Linked DNA regions of Mus musculus: all the other regions are linked to region 1. Evidence: chromatin loops called from intact Hi-C (ENCODE). Cell type or tissue: left cerebral cortex. All regions are shown on one strand.

Evidence for each region. Peaks named below come from ENCODE experiments on the same cell type or tissue, not always from the same donor. Only the 100,000 strongest peaks of a DNase experiment are listed, where the experiment ranks them.
Region 2: a loop joins it to region 1, with 2.9 times the contacts of the local background. A loop is called at or near these places in 3 of 42 quality-filtered maps.
Region 3: it touches region 1 in a loop (2.0-fold over the local background); 2 of 42 quality-filtered maps call a loop at or near these places.

What each region holds. Positions count from the first base shown.
Region 1 is chr1:163,148,606-163,153,605 of GRCm38, forward strand. No RefSeq gene overlaps it. Among named protein-coding and RNA genes, the nearest start is that of Gm22434, 33 kb to the left of the region's middle. In left cerebral cortex, a CTCF peak has its summit at 2,017; a DNase peak (open chromatin) is centred at 2,035; H3K4me3 peaks cover 501 bases.
Region 2 is chr1:163,085,460-163,090,459 of GRCm38, forward strand. Mroh9 (maestro heat-like repeat family member 9) reads right to left here and starts at 211. Exons shown (of 22, transcript NM_030071.1): 1 at 103-211. In left cerebral cortex, no CTCF peak of the experiment used is centred here; no DNase peak of the experiment used is centred here.
Region 3 is chr1:163,756,158-163,761,157 of GRCm38, forward strand. No RefSeq gene overlaps it. Among named protein-coding and RNA genes, the nearest start is that of Gm51663, 21 kb to the right of the region's middle. In left cerebral cortex, no CTCF peak of the experiment used is centred here; a DNase peak (open chromatin) is centred at 2,143.

The DNA of each region.
Region 1 (5,000 bases):
ATCCCTGCAATTCTTTCAGACAGGAACAATTATGGGTCAGAGATGTGACTGTGGGGTGGCAACCCCATCCCTCACTTGATGCCCTGTCTTCCTGCTGGAGGTGGGCTCTAAAAGTTCCCTTTTCCTACTGTCAAGCATTTCATCTAAGGTCTCTCCCTGTGAGTCCTGGGAGTCTCTCACTTCCCAGGTCTCTGGTGCATTCTGGAGACGCCCCCCCCCAACCTCCTATTTTCTGAGACTGCCTGTTTCCACTCTTTCTGCTGGCCCTCAGGGCTTCAGTCCTTTTCCCTCACCTAATACCAGATCAGGTTCCCCTCTTTCCCTCTCCCCCCTCCCCCATCCACTTTCCCTCTCATTGTGTTTTAACCAGCCTCTTTAAAATAAGTATTCTTCTCTTATTAGATAAATATTCTTTGAAGATTCCATACATGTATACAATGCAAGTTGACCATGTCCACCCCTACTACCTCCCTCAGTACCCCACAACACATCTCCCTCCCAACCTCATGTCTTTGTTCTTTAGCAACCCACTGAGTCCAGTTATTGCTGCCCATATGGACATGGGTGTGAGACTGTCCACAGAGGCAGGGACAACCTAGCAGCAGCCTTTCTCCCAAAGAAGTTTAAAGCTTCCTGCTTCAGCAGCTGTCAGCCAAAAGCTCCAAAGGTAGGGATGCATTCCCTAGACACTCTTACCCATGTGTGCCCCTCCCTCTTCTTTGCTGGAGTTGTGACTGGCTTGATCTTGTGCAGGTCTCGTGCACTAGCTGGTGTGAGTTTATGAGTGAGGCAGCCATGCAGAGTCTGGCAGACAGCATTGCATAGCTCTACTCTCCATCCTCTGGCTCTTGCTACTGCGTTTTCTACAATGATCCCTGCGCCTTAGATATGTGGGTGTATGGGGGGGTGTTGATATCAATGTATCTCATTCCTGAGCCTTATGTGTATGTGTGTGTGTGTATGTGTGTGTGTGTGTGTGTGTGTGTGTGTGTGTGTTAGGGGGCAGTGATATAGATGTGTCTCCTCTAGGACTGACTGCACACAAGCTCAGCACTTGGGCCATTTTTTAATCTCTTCTTCTATCTATGGGTAGAGACATGCATGTTTAGAAGACAGTTTGTATACTTATTTCTTTCAACCCTTTACTGTTTTTTTTTTTTTTTTTTTTGATTTTCTGACTTACAACCTCACAGTATGCATGTCTGGGGTCTCAATAATGCTGGCAGGCAATTCTAGACTGTCTCTCCAGCCTGAAGCCCAGCCAAAATTAACTGTCACTTGTTTGCTAGCAATGGGGGATAGCACCAGGTCCCTTACCTTTAGTGTAATTCATCAGTTAGCAGCCAAGTGCCATCTCGTGGAACACTGAACTATTTCCAGTTCTTAAGGCGTCTTCTCTATTAAGTACCATTTTCCAGAGGAACCACACATGTGGGGTAGAAAAAGTTGATCTCATAAAAGACAACATTACAATACTAATTGCCCTCAATCTGGCACTGCTGTACAATATAGTGATCATTGCTAACAGCAAGGTACTGCATATTCCAAAGTAGATCGATAGAGGATTTTAACATTCTCATCACAAACAGATGATAATGTTAGCTACGTGTGCAAATTATCCTGATTTAATCACTAAAATGATGTATATATGAGTCAACGAATCACATTGGACCTCATAACGATGTATATACATTTATAAAATTGTATTGTAAATAATTACTGCCATGCTGTGATAACAATCCAGTTGAGAATTAAATCGAACATAGTAAAATGATGGCGACTTTCATTCTTCCACGGGAGCTTGAAGGCTCTAGTGGGCAGAGGGCGCAATAGAACAAGGATCCTTTAAGGTCCGGGAAGAAAAGGGTTTTCAAACACAAACTTTCAAAGAGCTGGGAAGTAGGGTGGCATTTTTATCGGCTCGCTAAATAGCAGAGATGTTTTCCTTTTTTAATTCTTTATATGCTCTCAAACACTGCATCTACCAGAGGGGGCATACGAGTACCATAATAAAGGAAGCTACGAACTCCCTGGGTTTTTTTCTGTCCAAGGGGTGGCAGTGTTATCCCACAAATCCTTTTGGAAGTTGCACAGCTGTGCTGCCTTAGCTACACAGCTCTTGGTCTGGATTTAGTTTCAGGTGCCTTCACCTTTAGTCACACCTGTTTTTCCCATAATGGGACATGCTCTAGCGGTTTAGACATCTCTTTTCAGAGAACATTGTTTCTGAGAAGGGTATACAGTGGTTGAGCAATTCCATAGTAGGTCACTACTTTAGTAACTGATAAAAAATAATAAACTTTGTCCCAGTCAGGCGAGGGGAAAGGTCTTTATTTCAGCCTCATTTTTGTTAGTTAGCACTGAACTGTAATCCATACCACCTGAATTCATGAACCAATTAATTAATTTACATGCATTGAGGCGGTGGCGCTTCCAGAATCTGCATTTCCTACTTTTTATACAGAGCTAGAGAGGGGGGGAGAGAAGGAGAGAAGAAGGGAGGCAGAGATAGAAAAAATGAGATCCTATCTTTTCCCTTACTTAAAATATCTAATCATATATGTGTATGTATGTATGTATGTATGTATGTGTCCCAGTATTAATAATCTCAATCTGTGCTGCTATTTTCACAAGCTAATAGTTAAAAAGGAAGTCTACAATTCAGCAATTTCATTACTGAACTGTGTAACCAAAGGTACAGTCAATGGGCAAGATGTGAACGCAACTTAAGTGTCTATCAATAGATGAATAAATTTTAAAACATGGTATACATACACAATGGAACGCTATCCAGCCACAAAGGAGTAGAATTCCTTTGTTTGTAAAACATGGACAAACTTACTCAATATTGTTAAATGAGATAGACCAGAAGCAGAAGGACAAACAGGACACGATCTCACATTTGGAATATAAATTAAAGGTGATTTTATTAAAGTAACGGACTGAAGGTTGGTTGGCAGAGGCTGGGAAGGATGGGAACGGGAGCGAAGAGGGACCAGCTCAGTCAATGAATACAAAGTTAGTGAGACAGCTTAAATTCTGGTGTTTTACCACAAGACTTGATAGCTGTAAATTAGCAGTGAGGTATGATGAACTTCAAAATAGCAAAGGACACTTAGGATCTTCTCTCTACGAAGAAATTCTAGATAGATTCTACAAACTAATTGGACTCTGATTATTATACAATGTATAAATGAATTATATATCATGTCCAAACTCATAAACGTTAACAACTGCATAATGACTGAAGGTTTCCTAAAATACCGTTAAATTATGTTACGTCTGTGAGAATTTAGCATGTGCTAGACTCTCTTCTGATCATACTGGATTCTTGTAGCAGTTCTACAGAGTAAGCAGAATTACTCTGTCCATTTTATCATTGAGGAAATGGGGCACTTCAAGCAGCCATGTCGTAGCTCCCTGAGGATCTGAGTCGTGGCAGTGCGTCTGTCTGTGCGTGCAGTAACAGCCGAAACTGACAAGGAACTCACCAAGTACGCGTCTATGCCCTTTGTATACACTATAGCAGTTAATTTTCCTGCCGACACTTTGGACAAGGCATTAACTATTCCCTTTACGTTACTTGTGTTTCCCATAGGAGCTTAACTGCCTTTCTTGGAAAAATATAAATCCATTCACCTCTCCACTCCTTGAATATAAGCATGCAGATTTGTGCAAACACAAATTTATTAATTTAAGGCCAAGTAACTTCTAGAGCGCTGATAATTTGCTTTCATGAAACTATAGGGTAACTTTTCCCAGTTGCATTTCATCCAGCATTGTTGGAAATGTCAGAAACATGTGTTTTCAAAATCTTTATTACTTTCTCTTCAGAAAAAATACTTCAGCATAGAATGAGTGATCTAGTGACTAACTAGAATTTATGAATTTTTGTTCATCTTGACTTGTCAATATACCAAGACTTTATTTAAGTGGGGAAACACACTTATTAAAAACAGGGAAACACACACATACACCTTCCATCGCAAACTTTTAAAAGGCAGTCTTTGTATATCTGTAATAAAATGAAACAGAAAAATCATAAACTCCAGCCATCTATAGGTTTCCATGGCTATAAAAAAAACTGTAGACAATTTTAATGAAGAAAAAAAAATCTGTAGAGAGATGAGATTGACCAAAATAAATAAATAATTAAAAAAAAGATTGGAGTATGGTTTGTTAATTTTTTAAACCATGGGGTAAGCTAGCAAGGGCAAGAAAATTGAGTGATCTATTTTAGAAATTTGACGCCCCCCCCCTCCTTGACAGCTCATTCCATAAACACCCGAGTATTTCCTTCATTGTTGAGGACTGGGATGTTGCAGCTGATACTTTCCATGGGTGCTTGTAAACTCTACCCAGCTGAGCCCCAGCGTCCCTAATTAGGCATCTGGACCTTCACATGAAGGAAGAAGGATTTTTTTTAAAAAGGAAGTGACTAAAGGTTGTAAATATGTATTTAAATTTCTGCTAAAATGCTGGAAAAATATTATTTCTCCTTTTTTTTTCACAAATTGGACCAATGATAAGTTGCTAGAGTTCTGGTTTATTTATCTGGGATTGAACTAATAGCTAAGTGTTTATTCAATTCTCAAAGCAGCATTCAAATTATGGAAAATATTCTTGTGCTCCCATGCTTATTTTCAAAGGACTGAGAGGCAATTCCTCATTTTTTTTAAAAAGTAAAATTGAAAAAAAAATCTTTTAAAATAATTTTCAACTTACAAAAGGGAAAATATGTGGCTTTTTAGAGTGTTTAAAGTAGTTTTTCATGCATTTGTTATGTATTATTAATAGGGTTTGCTTACTAGTTTTCTCATACAAGGGAGTAAAACACAGATTTCGGGGTGTACAAGCTCACAGAAGTTTGTCTTGATGGTGTTCATCTTCCTCTGCTCTCTGGAGATACCCTAAGAACAAATCTAGCTTAACTGGGACCATTACAGATATCCTACAGAAGTATCTAGATACTTTCTAAAACAGATTGTATTTAGAGTGTG
Region 2 (5,000 bases), 63 kb before region 1:
TTTTCTTTGAATAAAGCAACAGCATTAAGTAAAAACTAAGAGAAGATATAGGAAAAAAGCAGGCCATGAGTGGGATACAGAAATAATAAAACAACCGCTTACCTGTCTATAATTTCTCTGTAGTTTCTGATGACATGAAGTAGTGAAGAGAAACTCTGCCACATATAGGTCCTTTTGGATAGTTTTCAGCCATGGAATTCCTTGGAAATGCTGCTACCTGTCATGGCAACTGCATGTTTCAAAGATTCCATTCTAGAATGGATGTGGCACCTGGCTACATTGTGCTAACATATGCACAGGGATGCTGACTCGCACTGTCTCTACTGAGGAGGGGAGCTTCCCTACGACTGAAAGGAAATACAGTTCAATACAAGTTGGGTAGATTTTGATAGAAGATTCACTGAAAACTGAATGACAAACAAGTATATGGAAGAAGAATTAATCATACTTGATTTTGTGGAAATAAAAACCAATTAATTATTAATTTCTAGCTAAAACTAAAAAATAACAAATAACAGTAAAACAACAGTTCATTTTAAATATTGGCAAGGACTAAAAAAAAACCCTATATTTCTTACTTAATTTGTAGAAGTAAAATAGATAGAAATAAACCATGAGGCAGTTTATGGCAAAATTGGAGCCTACTATAGTAAGAATATTATATTTTAATAAATCCCAGTGTAGAACTTCTTCCCATCTTAGACAATTTATGTTCCCAGATGAAAGATACATACACAGGCTTTATATTTTAATACACTTTGAGCAACACAACAGCTCGGCAACTGCCTAACCTCCATGCTGTTATAATCTACTTTCTATCCATAACCCTATTATTACTTACTAATTTCTATGTTCCATCTTGGCTGCTCTTGGCCCAGGTGAGCAGCCCTCTGGGCTGCATTCTCTTGGCCCTTTTACATGGCAGCCCTGGTTTTCCTTCCTGCAAGATCTTCTTTCATGGTCGCTCTGTTCTCTTCTCTCCTGCACACTCTCCCTCTCTCCTCCTTCCTCGAGGTTCTAAGCTAGGAAGAACTAAACCCCTCCCCTCTCTCTTCTCCCCAGCTATGGGCTGCTGGCATCTTTATTTACCAAGCAGAATTAATGGGGAGCAGCTCCCAGAAGCTATGGTGCAGACCCTCTCATGCAGTTTTGGGAGACCCAAATTAGCATAAGAATACATGCCACATTAGACCAACATACTTCAGCCTACACCTAGAATCCTCAATTGTACATCCATTGACACAGAACATTTATAAAATTCATGCACAGAGTGCCGAGGTGCAAGGCACCTGGTTATCAAGGCTGATGCTAAGTTGCCTGTATTTGTACCTCATAGCTAGTGGGATTTACACATTCTCTGAGGTTATGTCACAGGTCCACTCAATAGTGGCTGTCAATGCAGGCTGACATAAGTATATCTCAGTGGGGGATAGCCCATGGTTGATGTTAACAGGCTCAGAAGTTATGACCATGGGTTTTGGCCCAGGGGCAAGGGCTACTTGATACTGTCTGGTGTTGGGGTTCACTGTGGTGGACCCAATACTGGGTTCCCAAAGTCCTGTATTCATTTCTGCATTACACTCAGCCCCTGCTTGTGATCTTCCTCTGCATTATATGACAACAGCTGAACTTACAGGAAGGGCGGTGAAAATATCCCTTGGGTGCCAGGCTAACTTGGGTATAAATGGTTCCCCACATAGGCCACAGAACAGGAGCTATAAAATCTGCATCATGTCAGGCCTCATGGTAGCTTGACACAGGCTGGAGTTATCACAGAGAAAGGAGCTTCAGTTGGGGAATGCCTCCACGAGATTCAGCCAGTACAGAAGGGTGTTCAAATTTTTGGAAAGATACTCACTGGTAGGTCTTCCTCAACCATCATCTTGCCTGTCTTAGGGTTTTACTGCTGTGAACAGACACCTTGGACCAAGGCAACTTTTATAAAGACAATATTTAATTGGGCCTGGCTTACAGGTTCAGAGGTTCAGTCCATTTTCATCAAGGCAGAAGCATGGCAGCATCAAGGTAAACATGGTGCAGGAGGAACTGAGAGTTCTACATCTTGTTCTAAAGGTAAACAGGAGAACACTGCCTTCCAGGCAGCTAGGCTGATGGTTTTAAAGCCCATACCCACAGTGACACACCTACTCCAACAAGGCCACACCTCTTAATAGTGCCTGGGCCAAGCATATACAAACCGTCACCTTGCCCAGTCTCCTTCTCTTTCTAAATTTCAATAATGAACGTTAATATATATTTTTAAAAATTCAACCTATTAATCAATCTATCTGTCTGTCTATTGTGTCTATCATCTATCTATCTTATCTAGCTAGCTAGCTATGATACATAGCTATCTAGCTATATTATCCATCTATCTACATCCCTACATGTATATCTACCTTCTGTGGACAAAGGTTTTCCTAAATTGTTCAGGCTTGTCTTGAGCCTGTGCTGCTCCTGCCTTAACATCCTGAGTAGCTTGGCTTACAGGTTGGCACCAACAAACCAGCTATCTTCTTTGCTGATAACGGCACTGGCTGTTATAAATTTTAGCTCTGCATTCTATGTATTTGTCATGTTACTGAGTTACTGGATAGTATCCCTTCATATTTTATCTATTGTAATTATTATAAGAAGTTATCCTACCAAATCAAGCAAGCAAGGGTTTTGTCCAAATGTCTTCAATACTCCAGTTTCAGGGGAGTGATTTTGCTATATTTAGAAATGCTGGTTGATTTTTTTTTTCTGATGCTTTGAAAATGGTATCCCACTGGCTTCGGTCCCCCATGGTTTCTGATCATAGATCAGGTTACCTTGATTGATGACGTCCTGTTCTAATATAGTGACTTTTACTTGTTTCTTTCAGAGATCCTTTAGAACTCATCAGAGACTCCCTTTGAAGTTTGCTGTGCTTCTTAGAATTGATGGTTTTCATTAGATTTGGGGAGTATTGGGCCATTATCTTTACAGATATGTGCCCTATTCTTCATTCTCTTCTCCCTCTGAGTTTTGTGTTATGCATAAGTCAGTGTACTTCATGGTGTCCCAGAGTAATAAGCTTCTATTCTATTTTTCTCTATATCTGTTCTTTAGGTTGGCTAGCAATAAACATGCCATCAAGCTTACAGAATTTTTCCCCTCCTCTTACTCAAATCTGCTGTTGGGACCTCAGCACATTTCATTTATGTTATCTTGCCTTTCTGTTTTATGATTTCTATTTGATTACCATAGACAGGATCTCATGTAGCATTTGATTATTTTATAAAAGTGGGGCATTGTATCTGTACTTTCAGTTCTTTGTACATCCTTTTTAGTTGACTATTCTTGTAATAATTTATTAAAAGTCTTCCTTCCGGGGATTTAGGAATAGAGACACAGGTTTGAATTTCTAGCACTCACATAAAATGCTGGGTGAAATGACACATGCCTATTTTCTTAGTGCTGGAGAGGCAAAGATGAAAAGGTCCTTGAAGCCTGGTGGGAGCTAGCCTGGCCAGTCTGTGACCTCTAGATCCAGTAAGAGACCCAGTATTGAAAACTCAAGGAAAGCAATAGAGGAAGACTTTGACTTTCACACATACACAAACATGTATACGAGCATACAACACACACACACACAATCAGTTCTCTGTGTATGAATGTCTTTTTCCTTGTCAGACACAGGAAATTTTCACGAAAACCTGGATGTTTTAAAGACTATAATGCAGTGTCTGTGTTTGTCGTTATTCTTGCTGTTATTGTAGATGGATTTTTATTTTATCAGTGTAGCAAATTCCCTCACTTTATTCTGCTGATTCAAAAGTATTTGTCATATGTGACTACAGAGTTCTCTCTTCACTTCAGTAGACCTCTATTAATATTAGGCAGACTTACTAAAAGGGTTTGAAATAACTAGTCTTCCAGCCTTCATTAAGATGCTCAGTGTGCATGTTTGTATGTGTGTATTTGTGTGTCTGTGTTTGTGTTTATATGTGTGTGTGTAAGTGTGTGAGTGTGGGTATGCATGTGTGTATGTAGATATGTGCATGTGTGTCTGTCTATGATGTTCAAATGTCTTTACAATTTCCTGCAGTTCATAACTCTGCTTTGACTTTTCCTTATTGGTTGCAGAGTCACAAGATCAGAATGTAGTGAGAGCCTGGGCCTTCTCAGGCATGTCTTTGACATGTGCATAGCCCTGCACCTGTACGTAGCTTGGGGATACCCAAGAGTGTGTCAGTTTCACAATCCCCTCTGGACAGTCCATCCTTTGACTTTTGTGTTTGGTCAGTTGCTCACTAGATGCACTTGGTCATGTCTCCCAAGGCCATTGCTGAATCAAGGAGTTCTCATGGCTTGCTTTAACAAATGCTGTGACAACAGAGCTATTGCATGGAAGGAGCTCTGAGTCAAAGCAAATAAAGACAAATGATGTGAATGTTGCTTCCTCAGGGGAAAGGTAGACAGGCCAAATAACTTGGCTTCCTGGGAGAACTGGTAGGAAGATACAACCCTTTTGTCCTCCCCTTGTGCTTTGGTTGTGAAGTTGTTAGTTGTTAAGTCTTTTGCTGGGCTAGAAAGAACAAGATGGTAACAGGCCAAATAATTTAGCAAGGAACCACTGTTTTCACTGAATTCCAATGGTTTTTCTTGAGCGGTTAAGTGGAAAGAACAACACTTATTTCAGCCCTTGATTGCTACATTGAGTCCTGTTTTTTTTTTTCCTCATGGTTATTTTTAATAAAGGAACTTATTATGTTTTAGAGTCTCTTTTCAAAATTCTACCTTTTCCATAACACTGTGAATTTTTTGTTTGCTTGCATTCCTGGGTTCTCTTGGGTATTTCTTTGCACTTGTTATTTATTTCTACCTTGTAGGATGATTACAAGTCTCTATGTCATAAAAGGCTGGAAGTGTTGCATGTTCATTCCATTATTAACGTGGCTCAAATCTTCCAATCCTGCCCATGTAGGGAGGGTTGCACACCATGGTCCTGCTCTATCTTTAGCCTCTCTGGGCCT
Region 3 (5,000 bases), 610 kb after region 1:
ATGTAACTTATTCATAATTCTGGGGTTATAATGATACCCACCCCAGGAGAGGAAAGGTAGGAAAGAAGGAGACCAAAGAAGGTATTGGTTTTCACAGGAAGTAATGGATAAGGTGGTATACTGAGCAAGCTTTGGATTGGATGGCTTAAATAATTCCCACGCTTCTTTAAGCATACAGCAGAGTCCTTACTTATCTGGTGCCTGGCTCTAACTTAGTGATTTAAGGCAGTAGAAGTATTGGGCTGGTGTACAGAGTTTGATAAGGGAGCTGATCAGAACATGAGCACTGAGCAGTTGGTTTGTTATTAATGATACGTCCAGGCAAGTTGATTGCTACATCTAGTCACCACCTAATTGTGGGGACAAAAGCCCCTCCTGATACCAAAGAACCCAAAAAGCACAAAACCCAGGCCAAAAAGCATAATTGCCATACCAAGTGTTATCTATAAGTGTGTATGATGAAAAATAGGAAAGAATTGGAAGGTCATGTCAATCTGACCCAGGTCTTGAACATCTGATTAAGCTGTTTAAATTCAAATATATGTATTAGATGTACTTCTGTCTTCAAATAGCTTATATGCATCTTTATGCATCTATATCGATATAAACAGTATAGATAAAGCTACTAGGGTTTTTGCCACCCCCACCCACCCTTGTTTTTCGATTTTATGTTAGAGGCCACAGTACCACCAATCCATTTTTGGATAGCTGTTACATTACTGGGTGAACTGTAGCCCAAAGTATTACACTTACAGAAATTTATGAAGTTTTCTAGGTCTAATTATATTACACTGGATATGGTAATTTACCAATTCATGCTTTCCTCATGGGTTGAAATAATAAATCTGCCTCCAAAGCTGTAGTTATTATATTGAGGTATCAGTTTTCTGACTTTCGGGTTCTGGCCTAGTAACTTAATTTTGAACATATATTTAAAACAGACATGGTTTTAAATCACATCCCATTAATGGGCTCTGTTTTAAATAAGTTTCTTAATATAAGTAATACTACTTTGTGCTTGATTTGTTCAAAAGCTATTTAAAAGCTCTTGAACCTCAAATGTGTGACTGCTTCAATGTCACTACCATTTATGGCAATATATGTAAGGGGGCTGAAGTATTTCAACTTATTTTTTTCCTTTTTTTTCTAATTCCCCAAAGAGACATAATTGTGCTTCTTTAACACAAACTGACATTTTTTATACAAGATTATTTAACTTTGTTTAAAAAGTTACGTAAAGCAATCAAACATGAGCATTAATTAGAAGCACATGTGAGGTGCCATGCATTCTAGAAATAAAGGTAAAGCAGTACTCCAGTAAATATGCGGCTGGCTGTGCACACACGAAATCAGAGAGCACAAGAGGGTACGATGGATATGCGATCATTTAGGCCTAGGTGTGTCTGTCTATGCTGTGACAGGCTGGTTTCCACTATGCTCCCAGCAGCCTAGAGAAGCCGTCTCTTGCACACAGCAAGACACATGCCAGGATATTAACACTCTACATTTCCAAGAGCCTCTGTTCACACCAGCTCCAGAGTAAACACCGTGAAAGAAGGAGACTTGAGCCATTAAAAAAGTGCACAAGCAACAAGGCAAGAGAGTTCCAAGCATCATAAAAATGGCAAGTGTTTCAAAAACAACTGCCCGTTTGTTCTGAAAGTGTCCACAGAGCAGGAGGGTAAATAAGACTCAGTACCTGTTAGGTTTATAGGCAAATAACCATTATCTACAATGTGTAAGTGAGTGAAGAGTAATTTTATGCAAACCACGATAAGTAAACTTGAGAAGTATAAACTAAGTCTTCACAGTGTGAGCAGGAAGTGAAAGAGAGGGAAAAGAGGAAATGGGATTTTCTGGGTGGCATATCACCAATGTGGGAACCACGGGCCAGCAAAGCCTGGAACAGGATTTTATAAAGGGACTGGCTTGCGGAAGAATTTCTTAGGTTGTGTGGTAAATCTGACTCTTGATAACAACTCTGCTCTCCAAAATCTAATTACTAATAGGTCATCTAGAGGATAGTATGGAAACACACAGCATTCTTTTTCCATAAGGAGCACTGACTTTAAATTCATTGGGAGTTTTTACTGAAGTAAATTAAAAAAGAATAATGCATCCATCTCAGTGAGTCATAACCATCAGCCGAGAATTCCAACGAAAGCAGCTCAGGACTTTAGGAACTTGTGTCTCCAAGAATAGCTAACGCCTAGTCAGAAAAGATGTTTCAAAAATAGGTCGTTTGGCTTTGACCAAGTTGAAAATATCTTTAAATCCTGAAGATTATAAATAGGTAAATTAGGACAAAATTTTGCAGGGTTAAAATTCTTCAATATTTTGTTTACATTTTCTTTGTTTTGGGGATGTGCGATGTGTATGAATGGGGTGGACATGCCATGGCACACACATGATGGTCAGATGATAACTTGCAGGAATTGGTTCTCTGCTTCCACCATGTGGAATCTGGGGATCAAACTCAGGGCGACAGTCTTGGCAGCAAGCTCCTTCACCTGCTGAGCCCTCCTGCCAGCCCTCACACTTTGTTTACTTTGTACCCCATGTGGTTTTCTGAGAGGTACTGAAAGGTATAAAAGAAAATACTTAAAGAACTATATAAAATTCCTCTGTGGTTTCATTAAATTAAAGGCATCAATTTAATTTTAACAGGAACTATTTTGATGAGGAAGGTGTCACAGAATTTGACATGTTACACTTTTGTTTGAAAACCATATGGTCTTAAAAATTAGAAAAGAGTGTTCATACAGCAGGACTTGGATACATTGTGGTGAAATGTGAAGCTGATTTTGCTTAAATGTTTTTTTTTTTTTAATTAACAGTTTCAGTGACTTCACATTATAGAGTAGAGTACAATATTGGCAGGTTTGTAGAGGCTTGGCAATCAGAAATAACTAGTGTCTCTATGAACCCTGGAGAGTAAGAACTTAAAGAGAGAGAGAGAAAAAAAAAAGAGAGGGTGAGCAAAAAAAAAAAAATAGCATAACTGTTGTACCTCAGTCAGTCATGGCTATGTGCCACCACTCATGTTTGTCTTTAGGTACTAGCTAGGAGATCCTGAGAATCTGTACACACACACACACACACACACACACACACACACACACACACACACGCACATATTGAAAAACAAAAATAGCTATATGATAAACCCACAGACAATATCATAGTAAGTGATGAAATTCTAAAAGTATTTCTGGGGGAAAAAAAAACAAGAATGTCCACTTTCACCATTTCAAGATAATAATAGAAGACATATCCAGAGCAATTAGGTAAGAAAAATAATTAATCTATCCAGTCACAAAAGATGTCAAGTGTATCCTCAAAGTGTTCTTGATTACAGACCATACAATCTTACACATATAAAAGCCCAGAGACATCACGTGCCAAAGAAAGATAATTTTTAAAAGTTCATCTTAAAATAAAAATGTAAAACCAAAGAAGTCTCATTTAGGGGAAGACGTCCTGCTTGGCAGTTTGTTGATCAAGAACACCTGTTTGTTGCCTCCTCTTCCCCAGTCAGTTTCTTCGCGGTGATTGTAAGCCCCTGACTTAGTTTTACTTAGTTTCCCAGTCAAGCTTCTCACCCGGTTGTTTCTGCTGAGTATTGTGAGCATTGATTTAACGATGTTTTGCTATCTGCTATTTCTACAATCTACTCCTTGCTATTTATTCTTTTACTTTTGCTTGCTATATACTCAATAATCTGATTCAAACCGAGAAATGTGGATATCGAAGATTAACCTGTGGGATATATGAAATAAGAACACTTGATAGAATGTGACTGGCCCGTATGATAGAATGAAACTCTATGACTTATAACAATGGATCAACCTGGAGGGTTGTATGTTAAGGGAAATAAAGAACAGAGAAGCAAATGAGTTACCACTCATTCCTGGAATCTTTAAAAACCTTCACAGATACTGAGAGTAGACCAAAATTCACTAGAGTAGGGAGAGCAGGAGAAGAGAAGAGTAATAAGAGGGTAGATAGTGGGTATTAGATAGAGCTAGCTGGAATAAATTCCATAGCACCATGGATAACTGTGTCTAAAACTATCAATTACATGTTTAAAAATCACTAGAGAGGAAGAATTTGAAAGTTCCCAGCACATGGAAATGAGAATATCAGAGGAATTAATCATTCCACATTGTATGTGTGTCTTGAACTACAAAACTGAATACTGGAAAAGTACAAATATCATAAAAATGAAATTTAAAAAATAATCTATTCTAGTGTACACAAGCATGACTAAATGAAAGAAAAAAATCAAAAGAAAAAAATCATGTAAATGAAGGGAAAAAATGAAAGGAAAATGATAATTAGCAAAGACAGACAAAGTTTACACATTTGAAACGATCTTTCTGATCTGCAGTCATTTCTATAACAAGTTCTGCCTATCACAGGAGAGAGGAGTAATTAAAGAGGAGAGAGGGGAGAGCAAAGGAAGGTGGAAGGGGGAAAGCAGAAATGAGTGGGGAAAGGAAAGGAAGGGAAAGAAAATAAAGCTAAAGTCTTAAAGTCAAATTACAGATGACAAGGCTTTGGCTCCTTGGTTAAGCTGTGATTATGTTACTCAATGGAAAATAATTTATGTCAATCCTGGAAATATAGATTCGTTTTTCACCTAACTCCAGTGTTATTTCCAACTGGCAGTTAATAGGAACTAACTGGAATGAGTTGGCTGTTCTTGTTCTGTACTTAATGACGCAGAGGTTATGTCACAGGCATTCATGGCACAGCAGTAACTTTTCTTACAGAGGTGATGAGGGAACCTCCTTGGTCACCACACACTTTTCAAGTCATTCCAAGAGAGGTGCCTGGCCATTCTCATGTGCTTTCCGCATTAAATTCTTTCTAATCCTGCTACTAAAACTTCAGAGGAAACACCTGGATGCTAATATGGCCATAGCTTAAATTTTCCCCAAGTGGTCACATGATCTTTGACTACTTCTTTACCTATTTCGTTAGCTCTGAAGTGTGCC